2 separate regions of the Homo sapiens genome follow, and region 2 is linked to region 1. Evidence: chromatin loops called from intact Hi-C (ENCODE). Cell type or tissue: OCI-LY7. All regions are shown on one strand.

Region 1 (8,000 bases):
CAACCTTCTAGGCAGGCCCAAGTCGTTCTCCCACCTTAGCCTCCTGAGTAACTGGGACTACAGGTGCGTGTTGGCTAATTTTTTTGATTTCTGGTAGAAACAAGGTCTCGCTATGTTGCCCAGGCTAGTCTTGAACTCCTGAGCTCAAGCGATCCTCCCACCTCAGCCTCCCAAAGTGTTGGGATTATAGGCCTGAGTCACCAGGCCCAGCCTACAGAGGCTCTTTCAATATAATGTATTTACGAGTTGGTAATGGATATATTTAATAATGAAGAAAAACTATGGATAAAGAAAAGTGTGCTGGACTTTTAGAGCAAGTAGCTTAAGAAAACAAGTGTTCATAATATTCACCATCTGCTTCAGTCGACTTTTTGAGAATAACATCGTACAGTCTGAAACCCACAGATGTTGGGTTCCATATTTCCTCTTCATAGTCTTGTCTTCTCAGTGTTGCCTGCAGGTCCACGGGCCTTACTGACCTGTGGATGTGGATGGAGCATATAATCCACAACAATCCACATTTTCTGTTTATGCACCTCCCTGCTCCTGCAGGACCTCTAGCCTCCATAAAGTCTCCCTAATCTTTTTATGTCCGCGTCCCCAGGAATGTCTTCTATGTACATGTGAATTACTGTATCAGCTAGTTACCCTGAAGAGTCTTCTCCATCTCTGTCTACTGCTTGCTCCCCTTCTTCATAAAACCTCTGTGAGGGGCTCATGATTGAGATTCTAACTCCAGTTAGAATCCTCATGTCACATGTCTAGAGAGATCGTTCAGAGCCCTCTACGTTGCCAGCCCTTGAGGAGAGGGGAGGATGTTCCTCAGGTCACACTTTGTAGTTGCGGTCCCAAGCCACGTTGCTCATGCACTTCCCTCACGTCACTCCTACACTGCTTCATGGGCTCAGAAACTGGGAATTTATCCTGGAACAAGGACACAGAATATGATCCTCTGTCCCTGGATTCTGTGTATATCCACTTCTCTATCCCATATTACAGAAAACAGTACAACACACAAACACTCATATTCTCATCCTTGACCTGACAAAAATTTTCATGTAGATGGATGCCTATGGGTTCACTGAATTTCTGCATCATGATAGGTCTTATTTCTTTCAATTCTTTGGGGGACTCTTATAGAGGTAAATGAAGATCCAGATAAATTACTTCATTGTATAAGTTATAGTAACTTTGACATAGTTACACAAGTGTCTGGCTCACACCTGAATTTCTCACTTTAAAATATATGTGTTTTGAATATGACCATGATTTGCTGTTTTAAATTTCAGTGTGTATATACATGCCAATATGTATGTGCATATGAATTAGATACAGAGTAGTATACAGTGTGTATATATATATATACATGTGTGTGTGTGTGTGTGTGTGTAAGAATCAGATACAGAGTAATATACATATATGCAGATTGTATGTATGAATCAGTAAAATGTGTGTATGAAGCAGATGGAGGATAGTGGAATGTATGTGTATATGAATCAGGATATGGGAGTATAATGTTTGTGTCTATGTATATATGAATCAGAAGCAGAGTACTGAAGTGTGTGTTTTTGTTTGAATTGGGCAGACAAGTATGTGTATGTGTGTACATGTATATTTGTGTATGAGTCAAAAACAGTAGAATAACGTATACATGAGTGTGTGTGAATCAGACTTAGAGTAGTATGATGGGAAGAATGCAGGATGAATAAAACTAACATTGATTCTGAGATAACTTAGTACCTGTGTGACTTTGTGACTTTGTACAAATCACACAGACTTTCTAGACATCATTAGTACAGTGTGAGATTTTTAGATCTAAGGTCCTTTATGGTCTAAAATTTGATGGTTAGTACAGTCAGCATCACAAACTACTCAGCCTATTTCATTCCTCTGTGAATTATTGTGTCTGTAATGACATTTATAATTGACCTTTCAGCATTCAGAATCTCCATTGTGTCTTTGTTTATTAGCCTCTACAGCAGAGAGACATGATAACTCTTAATTTCAGGGTCATGTCTCTGGACTATGTCCAAAATGTCCCTGGTTATTATAATTCTGGACTCCAATGCTTCTTTGGATGTATCATCAACACCAAATTTTGTAAGTCACTGGATTAACATAAACAAAACGATTGCAGCCACCCATGTCTCATTTTGCTAAAGTTATGTGACTTTATAATACTTAATATTGAGTGAGTGAAATCCACGAAGACACTGTTCATGCCTGTAGAAAATCATATGTAATACCTGCTACATGCAAGGTACTAGGCAAATGTTTATGGAATGAACAAATCATTGTATGGTAAAATGCATTTTAAAAATATACAGTTATATATGAGCCTATGTGTTCTCTGAGAATCCCTGTGATGTTTTTCTTGGTGATGGAGAGGGGTGGTTTTCCATCATCACCATTGCAAGATGGCAGTGGTATTTAGATGCTGTTTGTAATGGACAGATAGTGAGAGGAACTGAGGGGTGCTGGGAATAGAATGTTTGTGATTTTTTTCCTCTTTTGGGGACAGGGATATTGCACCCCTTTTAGAGGAACCATCTTAAACCAGTGAACCAAATTATTTTATTAGCTCATGTCTATAGAATCATATGGAAGCTTCTTCTTTGGGCATAAATTTTGTGTCCACAGGGCACTGAAGCAGTTAATCTAAATGCTGTCTTTTGGAATCAAAGGGCAGCTTGGGCACAGCACTGAATTAGGAAACTGGAACATCAGAAAGTTCTAGTTTTCTTGCAGTATTTTTTTGCTAGTATGTGGTAATTACAAAAGGAAGTGAAAAACTATAAGGGAAAATTATAAATACTAAAATAAAATTTGGTAGTCTAATACAGAACACCTTTTTTAGTGCATGAGTACCTTATACTGTAAAAAAAATTTCAAATCTATTTGAGTATTAATCACTAAAGTTTGCTGTGATTACAGGACATTGCCTTTAAAGGCCCCCTGTCATTTTATGCTGAGTACATGTAGTGGTAGTTAATTTTTACTTTGATATTTTCTGTTGACCTCCTTACTTGTGGGAAAGGAGTAAACCTGAGAAATAAGACATTAAAATCTTGGCTGATTATCAGTTATTAATACTATTCTTGAGGAAGATATTTGGCCCTAAGATAAATGAAATATGAAGGTTGTTAAATAAGGTTAATTTACCTAGCAGTTTTGATGTCCTTGAAGGTTAGCATAGGAAATAATAGTGCAGTCTGAATGCATGGTATTGGCTTTAGGGTAGCTCTTTAGTTCAAGCCTCCTTAAAGCATTTTGAAACGTTTGCATTAAGTTTGTGCTGAATTGACTCCCAGAAAGGAGACTTCTTCCAGAGTCAAAATGAAACTAAGTATTCATATTAGAGGATGGTGGGGAGAAAAAAAAATGTCTTCCACTCAGGAGCAGACTGCATTAGAGTTCTGCCAACTGGCCTGTTTGTGAGAACTAGTGAAGTCATCAAGCCTGAGCTATTTTAGCACCCTGACATGGTGCACCGAGGCAGCTGGAGGTGCGGCACAGAGGAAGCTCGGAGAGAGAGGTTTTTCCGAAGCAAAAAATTTTCCTGCTGACTGACAGCATCACCATTTCACACCGGCTGGGGCTCTGACATCTCTGGGAAGCATGAGGGCTTGTGTAATGGCCCACACAGAAAGTGGGTGAAGAGGATCTCTAGCCTTTTCAGGTTATTTCAAGTGGGGTCTCATTGTCAAGGGACCAACCATCCAACAAAATAGGTTCCTGTGGGTTAGGAAAATGGTGATGGTGAAAAGCTGGAGATGAAATCTTTTGTTTCTAGAGCTAGATGGATTTTTTCGTTTTTCTTTTTTAACACAAAAGGGTCAGAAATGCAAAGGATGCCCTTTGCTGACACAGCTCTGTAAGAGATTACAAGCAAAACAAAGACAGATTTATAGATAATTTATCAGCATATTGAAGACAAATTGAATATCATGCTGCACAGTAAATTACTTCAGAACAACCCCAAAGTGGAAGAAAATACTTGTAAATTGCATTTTTAAGCCCTTAAGAACAAGTTCTATCACTTGTTTAAAAAAATTGTTTTGTAACATGAAGTGCATTTTAATTGTCTGACTATGAACTCTTGCCTTATGGGCTCAGTCACTAAAGATGCTTAAGAGAAAAGCATAAATGAATACTTGATTGATCATAAAATCATCTACAGGATGCTGTTTTAACCACTTCCGAAACGATCTAAAAGTGTACACAGCTTCATCCCTTTAGAGACTTAGAAAAAGTCCAGATACATCAACCAAATAGAGACAAATATAGAGAAAATGAGAGACTAAGTTTTGAGTGTAAGAAATTAACTCATTTTGAGCTTCACTGATGAAAAGCAAGATTTTAAAACAAGAGGTGCTCCATGATGAGTCGTTTTTTACAATAAGGAATGAAGCAAAGCAGACACTCTTTAACATGGGTGCACTCAGGGGTCAGGGCTATGAAAGCTGCCAGAATTCAACCCTGATTTAGCAATGAGAAGCCAGAGACAGGAAGCTGCCTTGTTTATTAGAAATAGGGTAACCACAGTCTCAAGACAACTGAGGAAGACTCTGCTGGCACTTTTCTTCTGAAAGCAAGCACTAGTGCAAAAAAACCCCACCAAAGTATGTAGTATAGGTGTTTATATGTGACTAAGGCTTATGTATTCATATATTCTTTTGTTTACTTCTTAAAATTTATGGTTAGAAAGGCACAACTTTTATATTTTTTCCAGTTAAAAGTTTCAGAAAGCTATCATATAACGTCAAGGTATAAAAATCATGTGTGACCTTGATTTCTACAATACTTTACGTATTCAAAGTAGTTGAACCTTTATTTAGGAGGATGCTTCCTTCAAATTAAAGACTTTTGCTCAGAGAGTGCCACCATGTTTCAGTGGGAAAAGGATCAGATTAGCCTCGGGATACTTGGAAGTTATGGCAGAGGTTGCAGAGTAATTTTTCATTATTTGCTAGAACTTGGGACATCATTGGGATTGTTTTTAATCACAGGTGAAGAAACTGAGACCCCAGAGTGTTTTTTTTATCTGTGGTCTCACAGTCTAGGAAGTATCATGGAAATTAGATGGATGAGTCTAATTGAAAGTCACTGTGTGCAATAACTGGCGTGCCACTTTAGAGGGCAATTAGGAAAAACTGTAGTATGCTTATATTAAATTTTTCTGGACCTTGATTTCATCTGTCTTTGGAACTTAGAAGTTTCTTAAGGATCATGAAATTTGTCTTAGTGATTAAAAGCTAGGCTCCAGAACCCACCTATCTGTGTTTGAAACCTAGTTCCTCCCTCAGTGTTACATGACCTAGGCTAAGTTACCTAACATATCAGGGCCTCAGTTTCCTCATTTATAAGATGACCTTATTGATAGAACTTAACCTTAAAGGATTGTTGTGATGTTTTGAGAGAATATATCTGAAATGCCTCATTTGGTACCTCCTACATAAAAAGACCAAAGTTAATGTGAACTCTTGCTATGATGAATGTTACTTTATTGTACAATGCCTCAAGGCCTTGATTCGATAGCTGCATTTTTGTTTGTGTTGAAAGTATTGGACCACACATGGTAACCCAGGGACCAAGGTCTAGACTTAGCCCATGAGATGGTACTATTCCCCTCACCCTTGTCTACTAGAAAATAATTTCTCTTCTGGTAGGAAATAAGTGCTCTATCAATAGTGAAGTGCTTTTTCAGGAGTAAAGTTCAAGAAGTTAAAACCTGTGAATAGAGATCAGTGAACATTTTAGAAAATAGAAAACGACCACTCCTATTCAACAGAGTACTGGAAGGCCTAGCCAGAGCAATCAGGTAAGAGAGAAATAAAAGACATCCAAATTGGAAAAGAGGAAGTAAAATTATCTCTGTTCACTGATGGCATGATCTTATACCTAGAAAACCCAAAAGACTTTTTGGAAAGGCTCCTAGACTTGATAAACAACTTCAGTAAAGTTGTAGGATACAAAACCAGTGTACAAAATTCAGTTGCATTTCTGTACACCAGTAATGTTCAAGCTGAGAACCAAATCAGGAACTCAACCCCATTTACAACACACACACACACACACACACACACACACACACACACACACACACAAAACCTAGGTATACATTTAACCACGGAGGCGAAAGATGTCTTCTTAAGAAGAAGTTCTACAAAACACTAATGAAAGAAATTTTAATTGATACAAACAAATGGATTGGAAGCATCAATATTGTTAGTATGACCAAACTGTCCAAAGTAATCTACAGATTCGACACAATTTCTATGAAAATACCAAAGTTATTCTTCACAGAATTAAAAAAAAATCCTTAAGTTTATATGAAAACAAAAAAGACCACGAGCAACCAAAACAATCCTAACCAAAAAGAGCAAAGCTAGAGGCATCATGTTACTTGAATTCAAATTATACTACAAAGCTATAGTAACTAAAACATCATGGTACTGGTACAAAAATAGATGCATAGATCAATAGAGAAAAATAGAGAACCCAGAAATCAAGCCACATACTGCAACCAACTGATCTTTGACAAAGTGGACAAAAATAAACAATGGGGAAGTGGCACTCTATTCAACAAATGGTGCTAGGAAAATGGCTGGCTTTGTGCAGAAGAATGACACTGGACCCCTGTCTCTCACCATATACAAAAATTAAGATGGATTAAAGACTTAAATATAAGACCTGAAACTATAAAAGCCCTGGAAGGTAAAACTCTTTTGGATATTGGCCTAGACAAAGAGTTTATGGCTAATTCCCCAAAAGCAAATGCAACTAAATCAAAAATAGACAAATGGAACTTAAGTTAAAAAGCCTCTGCACAGCAAAAGAAATAATCAACAAAATAAACAGGCAATCTACAGAATGGGAGAAAACATTTGCAAATTATGCCTCTGATAATAAAGGACTAATAATATCCGGAATCCACACAGAATTCAACAAGAAAAAAAACTCCATTAAAAAGTGGACCAAGGTCATGAACAGACACTTCTGAAAAGAAGACATGTAAGTGGCCAACAAACATGAAGAAATGCTCAACATCATTAATCAGAGAAATGCAAATCAAAACCACAATGAGATATCATCTTACACATGATAATAATTGTCAGAATAGCAATTATTAAAAAGTCAAGAAACAACAGTTGTTGGTGTGGATGCAGAAAAAAGAGAATGCATGTATACTGCTCGTGGGAACAACTAGTTCAACCCCTGTGGAAAGCAGTTTGGAGATTTCTCAAGAAACTAAAAATAGAATTGCCATTCAACCCAGCAATCCCACTGCTGGGTGTCTACCCAAAGGAAGATAAATCATTCTATGAAAATGCTTGCTCTTGTGTGTTTATCGCAGCACTATTCACAATAGCAAAGTCATGGATTCAACCTAAATGTCTGTCAGCAGTTGTCTGGATAAAGAGAATGTGGTGTATACACACTGAAATACTATGCAGCCATAAAAATATGAAACTGTTGTCCTTTGCAGCAACATGGATGAAACCTGAAGGCCACTATCCTAAGTGAAATAAGTCAGAAACAGAAAATAAAATACTGCATGTTCTTATAAGTGGGAACTAAACAGTGGGTCCACATAGTCATAAACAATAGACACTGGGGGACTCCAAAAGGCAGGAGATTAGGAGGGGAATAGGGCTGAAAAATTACCTTTTGGGTACAATGATCATTTATGGGTGATGGGCTCATTAGAAGCCCAAACCCCAGCATTATGCAATATATCCGTGTAACAGTCCTGCACATGTGTACCCTGAATCTAAAATCAAATCAAATAAGTAGAAAATAAGAACAACAATCCAAGTTCATAGTAGCAGGTCTCATTCATGATCATCTTATACTTTAAAATGTCTTTCCTTCTTTTACACTCTGCTGTGTATGGCTATGCATTTTTATATGTGTGTTACTTTTGCATATATTATTTAAATGATAAAATTATGAGCCTGTAATCCCAGCACTTTGGGAGGCCGAGGTGGGCGGATCAT
Region 2 (8,000 bases), 94 kb after region 1:
ACCACGCTGTTATAAACTATTATTCAATTGTATTGATAATTTTATTAATTGAATTAGTTATAGGGAGTCGAACTTTGAAGATTGTTTTAAAGACGTTCTTTAATGGAACACTTACAGTGAAAATGTATTAGGATAATGGGGAAAGTTTCAGGTGTTGATGTTTGTTATTGTCAGTGTTTCTTTATTCTGCTGAATCAAAACTCATAATGTTAGCCTTTAAATTCTTCGTCTGTGGTTTAAATCTTTTAACATGTTGCTGTGATTTTACATACTCGTGTATATTATGTTTTTTCCTCCCTTTACTCAAAGCATTTCAGAATTTTAAGGTTGTCTTTAGCATTTGTTACAGGTTGGCATTTCTTTTCCTGAGCATCATTTCATATCATTTGGTTTGATTTAATGAACACTTAATGATTCGGTAGCACCCAAAGTCTGATTTGATGAGTGTAATTGTACAGCTGGTTAATTTGTGAGTAGAAAACAATACTATTTAAAGCCCTTACCTTATGAGTCATCTGATCAATTCACTTAAAAAAATCTGTTAGCTTTCTTGATAAATGAAATGGGGTCTTGCTGTGTTGCCCAGGGTGGTCTTGAACTTCTGGTCACAAATGATCCTTCTGCCTTAGCCTCCCAAAGTGGTAGTATTACAGTCAGGAGCCATTGTGCCGAGCCTGTTAGCTCTGTTTATTCATAGTTCATATCACCATTGTGAATGTAGTATTTTCATTGACGTCAGTAGTTTTACATAAGGTCTCTTGATGGTGATGAAACTAGTCACTATTAAGATGGAGTTTCCTTGTTTGGAGCCTCAGGAGAAATACCCACCATGCTTTTTTAAAATCAGGGGCCTCCATAGTATCAACTTTATAGTTGATGGTTTAGTACCTTTTCCTGTCTTAAAAAAGATACTGTCATGGAGGTGGACTTAAACTGGAAAAGAGTGATATAGCCGAAATAAATTATATATACATTTCATTGTTGCCTAAGAACAGGGATCATTTGTTCTGTCTCTTACAGTGTATTACTGTGCCTGCATTAGAGGCTGGCAGTATGTCAGGAGCTCTGTCTGGGGTTTGGTTATGTAGTCTATTTTGTGAAGGAAGTTAATGTTTTTGGATTGCATTATGATTGTCGCCCAAACCATTATCCTCATTATAAAAATCCTTAAATGTGTTTGCAATTGCTTATTAAAAGTCTCTGGCAAGAAGAGTTTAATTTATAATTCCTAACTTCTTGACTCCTTGTTTGATTGCATTTTTTTGGCGGAACCATGTTTATCAATATGTATTTTTAAAATTAGCACAGTTTTTTGTCCCTTGCCAGGTTCGAGTAACTTTCTCATTTTTGGGTGCTTACAATATTTTAACACTTAAAAATCCATAAAAATTTAACTTTGAAAACTACTGACAACTTTTCTGTTTTTCAAAGATGCCTTCTCTCAGTCAATGTTAACATTTTTTTTTCTTTGCAGCTGATGCAATTTTGTTTAAAAACATTCCCCACCCTTCTGCTGCTTTGAGCCCTTGATTTAACCCATTAAAAATGGGTACTTTTGAAGCATCTGCACTGAAAAATGCTTTCCAAAGAAAACATTTGTTAGAACACACAAACGATTTATTTGGGTACATTGAAGAACCTAAACATTTGATTCAGCTGCCAGTATGTGCTTTGCTGGCTAATGTTTCTTCAGCATTTCCACATTTTCATAGGCTAGCGGCCAAGTTGTCCGACAGTCTGGTACCTCTTGGGGGTGGAAGTGGGTGTGTATATGTGGAGCTGGTAGCACTAGCATGCTCCTGTATGTCGCCAGTTGGCATATGGTAGAACTGGCAGAAGCTGGCCCCGCCAACCTGGAAGCATATAGATACTAACAAGCTTCTTCAGCCTGCCCAAAATGGCTCGAGGAAGCTCACTCAGATCCTCTGTGACACTGATCCCAGGAAGTCAGAACTCTTAGAGCAGTTTTCTCAGCTATGTCGGATCTGAGGTAATCAAGACAGTACATCTGAACTGGAGTATGCCATCATTGCACTAAGACATATTGTGATTAAAAAAAAAAAAACCAGCACCAGTTCTTGTACAATGCTTTATGATTTATAAAGTGCCTTGCTATGTGTCTTGTCATTAGGTTAATAATAAATAAAAAACTTAAGTAGATTATAGTATCTCCATTTTTAGAGATAAGAAATTGGTCACACAAGGAGGAAGTGTTGGTGCTATGGTTTAAATCCTCCATCTTATCAGATTCTACCCTCTGTGTTTTCTCACTCTGCCACACTGGAAATAAAGCATGAACTGTGCAAGATGGATTGACCTAGTTTGATACAAAATTGCACCAGCTATATATCAAATTAAGGACCTATAACTCTGCTTGTACCACTGGCATGAGGAGGTGAAACAACAAGCATTTGTTGAACCTAACTAAGCACTGTGGGATTTGTCAGGTTTTGGTTAGATGAAGTCTAAAATTATAAGGAGGTCTCTATGTTAAGAACAAAAGATAGGTAGGTCAAGAGGCTTGTTTGTATATATCTAACAGGTAAACATAAAACATTTTCTCTCTCTCTGTACTGCATTAAGAGGAAGGTTTGATGGTAGCCCTATGAAGAAGATTTTGAGAATGGCCTTGGCCTATTGTTAAGTGAGAGCTGTGAAAGTACTACTTCTTCCATGTATGTCTTGAATACTTATTGTAGTTGTGCATGGTGCCAAGCAGTATCCCAGGGACTGGGGAGACAGAGGTAAGTGTTATATAGGGCTCATCCCTGAGGAGTTCTTAATCTAGTGGAAAATCTGAACATGGTAAGAGGAAATGACTCTTTTACCATGGCAGAAGTAGAGGAATCTTTGCAGACCCACACTTGAATGAGGGCTTGAAGGATGTTAAGGAGTTCTGTCACTAAAGAAGGAGTTTATCCTTTCCAAGGTAAGCTCATTGTAGGCATGTCCTAAAGTGAAGAAGGAAAGAAGTGTAAAAAATCCCAGTGGTATACACTGTTGAAGGCAGTAGAGAATAACTTAGAAGCTTACCTGGGGCCTGTTTGCCAGCAGTCCTTTTGGATGTGGGATAAATGGTAGGGGATTGTAGATAACACCCAGCCCCATGGGCTTTATAACCCCTTTCTCTACTTTTATATAGTCACATGTTCACTTCACTTCAGGCAGTATAAACTTTGATTATCCAGTCATTGCCTAGGATTGGCTGCTTTAGAACCTCCAAAAAGGTAGCTTTTGTATTCTGGCCCGTCAGTAATTATGGATTCATATTTCTTGGATATTCTTCCCTCCTGATGCAGCACCCACCCAGCATGCTCTTGGATTAGTATTCCTCCCACTCCAATATAGTAGAAGAATTTTCGAATAATTGCTATAGGTTTTTTTTTTTTTTTTAAAGTATGGGGTAAGGGAGAGAGATGTGAGATGAGGAGGCAATATAAACTTTCTTAGACACTTTATGGGAAATCCAAACGGAGGTTATGATAGGGAATAGAGATCCAGAACTCAGGGGAGAGGTGGGAGCTGGAGATGGATGATCTGTGCAGAGCTGGAAGTACAGCTGTGAGCATGACTTGGACTTCAGGGATCAACGTGTCGAGGGAGAAGAGAAGTGGACTTGGATGTGGTTTTTTAAGTTCCTGATGATGATAGTAATAGACAAATCATGTGTTAGGGACTCTAGAAAATAAAAGACGAATAAATTATCTTTCCTCGTGGAGTTTGCAAAAATATTCTTTACATTTCTACTGTGTCTTATGTTTTCAAAAGCATCATCTTTTAGAAAACTTTCTTAAGTGGTCAGTGTCATTGAAACCATTGAATAAGTCAAAGTCCCAAGATGAGAGTATTCATTTTGCAGTTTGCTGACAAGCATAGATGACGACGAAAGATACACAGATTCTCTTCTTCGGTGGCTTGAAATAAAGCTATTATCAAATAATGATTTGCCTTGAGAATATTAGGTAAAATAGAAGCATATGGAAATATAGTGAAATATCATGCATAGAATCATAATTATCCAGAAATCATAGCTGTCTGAGACCCCACCAGTGACTACAAATTACACAAGTAAGGCCTCTGAGAAGACAAATAGATGTCATAAGGTATTTATGCTTCACTTACAAGAGAGCATGTTGTGTGCTTATATTTCTATTTTATGTTACTTCCTATGCAAATTTAGCTGACTTATTTTTCTCATTTCAAAGTCTACAACAGATGAGAAGCAGCAAATGTAAATTAAGCATCTGAGCAAAGAAAAGGACCTTGAGAGATAGTTGAAGTTCCTCATTTGACTTGGGCCCAAAGATGTTAAGTGACTTATCCAGGATCATTCAGCTAGAAATAATAACCTAAATTGACTTCACTCTAAGTTCAGTGTTCTTTCTGTTTCACCATAGGGCAGAAGGAGCATCTATAAAAAGAACATGACCATATTGAGAAGTAGTAGCCTGACAGACTCTAATATGCAGATACAAGAACTCAAGAAGCACAGCAGTTTCAGGTCACTGAGCCTCGATACACTTCAGTGGGCCCTGAAGTTATCTCAGTATGCAGCATTTCATCGTCACTGATGCTCATAATTATTAGTCTGAGTCATCAGGAAAAAGTTAACTTATGTCCCTTGCCTTCTATGTAGAAGATATTAGGATTATTTCCATCCCAAGTACTTAGTATTTTCTCTTTTAAATTTGCAATTAAAAGAGAGAACCCCTCACCCATCCAGAAAACGAAACTCGTGAGAACACAATATTCCTAAGAATGCTGTATAAGTGAGGCTTATTGATGAAGAGACAGACCTGCCTTATGACTGGATGACTGTTTTGTAAAAATGACACATGTTTGGTACCAAGAATAATACACCTTAAGGGTTGTATGGGGTTATCTATATCAGATGCCTTGCTTACAAAGGTGATGGCATGGACTCCTCCTTGGCGGAAGGATGAGAGTCTCAGCAGGAGTGGTATTTCTTTTTTAAAATCTTGACTTTGTCTTGGAGCTGGGTCCCTTAGACTCTCATTTACACATCATCCACTGTATTCTTCTGGCGTTGAATACACCATGCGTTATTTGTTTAGTGACCGTGTATTCCAGCCTTGGCAGGCTCCTTCACCTTGGCATTTCTGTGCCTCTCTGCACAGATTCAAACTCATTTTTCTCAGTTTTGGTAACTGGTGCAAACCTATTTTAATGGATCATTCTTGGTTAAACCCCTCTGATGCTCAGACTCTCCATCTTCTGTGAACTCTTTCTCATGGGCCAGGAAAACAGATTCCCAAGTCAAAGATGCATTTAATTATGGATTTGGGAAGTGTTACATTTGCATTCATAGGAAGGTATTAGAAAACAAAATTAGAGGCCTTTTTAAAGCAAAGGAACTTGTCAGAAGTGAGTATTTTTAATTGTCCTTACGCATATCCTGGAAGTCATTTTGGTTACTATTTATAAGATTTTTAGTTATAAAACTTACAGGTCAATATGCAATGCATGTCATTTTACATTTTCTTTTTCTCAGTCTGGGATATTTAAGTGGCTGAAATTAGTTATAATTTTTCTTTAACATGGACAAGTCAGTTAGCTAGAAGTCAGCTGCATGTTTTGGAATATTAACTAACATTTGACAGTGTTTCCTGAGTAAAGTGCCGGCACATTACTGGGCATATAAATTCAGTGTCATTGGGTTTCGTTGCTGGGTAGAAGACTTTAAGGTTGCTGTCTCTTGAACAGGAGAAAGGATTGTGGAAGATTGGGGGCAAATGTAAGGAATTGACTACTTTGTGTGTCAGTGAGTGAAAATTGAATTTTGGCTGAGTCTTTTTGCACATGGAGCTACAAGAGGCCACAGAGGTCAGGACTGCATTCAAGCTGTCCTCAAATGAGACTTGGCTACCCTTTTCTTACAAATCCCCAAGGAACAGAGATTTCATGACCAATGTTGGCTGCACATTTCAGGGCCTCACAATCACACTTGTTCCTAATCCTTCCTCTTTCAGATACTTTTTATTTGGCATTTTTTTCTCTAAACTTTTACTTTTTTTTCTTTTAGTTCTCTTTATCAAAACTATTCATGTTCATTATAGACTCATTAGAGAAACATCAGAAAACAGAGAGAAAAGTAAAGCTACCATAATTTTAACTGCTCTTGGAATAATGAGGTAGCTTCATATAATTTATCTGTATTTTGATTTTGATACTTAAGAATGACATGCACAAGCTTGTATTATATATTGGGCACATTTCTACATCTTTCAGAATTATCATTTGTGATTTTTATGTTTCTGTGATAACTTATTTAACCACTATCCAATTTGGGGGCAGTTAGCTTGCTTCCAAGATTTAGTAATTACAAACAGCAGGGAAATTAATACTCTTTTGCACATCCTTAATTATTACCTTAGGATAAATTCCAAGAGTTAACAATTGCTAGATTGAAAGGTACATGCATTTTTATGGCTTTTGATATTTTCTGCCAAATTGCCCTGCAGTTTACAGCCCCGCCTACTAGAGTATTAGAGTGGCCTGCTCTTAATTTAATTTACATAGCAGCTACATCAGAAGAACTTGGAAAAGAAAGCTCATTGGTATAAAATTGTCATTTCGTAGCTTGAAGAGCATGTTATAATAGGGGCTTAATAACCTCTACAGAGGTTCCAGTCATCTTATGCCTTTTGGTGAGAGTGGGAAATTTTAATATATTTATTTGCTTCTGGAAAGGGAAAGATGAAAGGTGGAAAGGGGAGCAGAAGTTTTGGAGCAGTGTGCAGTTATGTGCGTGAATGTTGTCTGCATCTGCCCTTGGGATGCTAAGTCAGCCTCCACGTTATCACTGCATGGACCACGCAGAAGGGGATGGATCGTAAACAGCCATGTAGATACAAGCGCAAGATCTTTGGCTTGGTGACAGCCAGATTCCCCACCCATCATATCTGCTTGGCCTACACATCCTATCACTGTAGAGGACTGTACAGAGGTAATTAGAGGCTGGAATCCTTGTATATATTAGTTAGGTCCGATGGAAGAATGAAGAAATGAGCCATCAAAATAAAGTGCTTTTAGAATAAAATATTTCTTATGGAGACTTGACATTAAAATATTTTGCCCCAAAGTCTTTAGTCTGAAATATGTATTATTCGTCTGAAATATGTATTATTGTCATGGGATAATGTATTTTTAATGGTGGCAGCATTGACCTATTAAAGTATAAAGTTCTCAGCACTATTTTTTTTTGCTGTTGATGGTAGCTTTGTTTGTGAAGTAGCCATGTTGAGGGCATTGGATCCTAAGGTAAAGGCTTTTGACTGTTATGGTATCTGGAGTCACACTGATCCCTCACAGATGGGTTACAAGTGTACCTGAGATGTGCATCCCTACCCCTTGGGACTGCCTGCCAAGGCCAAGCTAAACTGCTTACCCCGGTATGCAATGGAGCTGCTACCTTTTTTGCATGTTCCATAGTGTGAAAATAATTGGGAAGCACTGCTTACAGTCCTGTTTTGTCTTTGGCTTCCTTGGAATGTCATAGGCTAGGTTCATATCAACCTTAATGTGTCAGATTCTCTTTAATGTGCCTCCTGCCATTTATTCTGATCATGTTTTTTGTTTTTGAAGTAAAGACGAGGTCTCACTATGTTACCCACGCCAGTCTCGAACACTTGGGCTCAAGTGATCCTCCCACCTCAACCTCCCAAAGTGCTGGGATTTATAGGCATGAGCCACCATGTCCAGCTTCTGATACCTTTTTGAAAGAATTGGGGGGTCCAAAAAGCTTTCGGGTATACACTAAAACTAGAATGACCTTAGATTTTTTTTTTTTTTTTTTAAGTAGAGACGGAGTTTCACCATGTTAGCCAGGATGGTCTTGATCTCCTGACCTCGTGATCCACCCGCCTTGGCCTCCCGAAGTGCTGGGATTACAGGCATGAGCCACCGTGCTCGGCTGACCTAAGATTCTTATAGAGTGTTTCTGAAATTGAGCGGTGGTTTTGCTATTGTCAATGTCCAAT

The links. A loop is a pair of places that touch in the nucleus more often than their neighbours do. Peaks named below come from ENCODE experiments on the same cell type or tissue, not always from the same donor. Only the 100,000 strongest peaks of a DNase experiment are listed, where the experiment ranks them.
Region 2: a loop joins it to region 1, with 4 times the contacts of the local background. A loop is called at or near these places in 3 of 110 quality-filtered maps.

Annotation. Positions count from the first base shown.
Region 1 is chr13:74,058,592-74,066,591 of GRCh38, reverse strand. The region is part of intron 1 of KLF12 (KLF transcription factor 12); the gene reads left to right. Among named protein-coding and RNA genes, the nearest start is that of KLF12, 72 kb to the left of the region's middle. In OCI-LY7, no CTCF peak of the experiment used is centred here; DNase peaks (open chromatin) are centred at 3,471, 4,211 and 4,481; H3K4me3 peaks cover 2,941 bases; H3K27ac peaks cover 3,517 bases.
Region 2 is chr13:73,964,423-73,972,422 of GRCh38, reverse strand. The region is part of intron 2 of KLF12 (KLF transcription factor 12); the gene reads left to right. Among named protein-coding and RNA genes, the nearest start is that of KLF12, 170 kb to the left of the region's middle. In OCI-LY7, no CTCF peak of the experiment used is centred here; DNase peaks (open chromatin) are centred at 732 and 4,402; H3K4me3 peaks cover 4,950 bases; H3K27ac peaks cover 6,693 bases.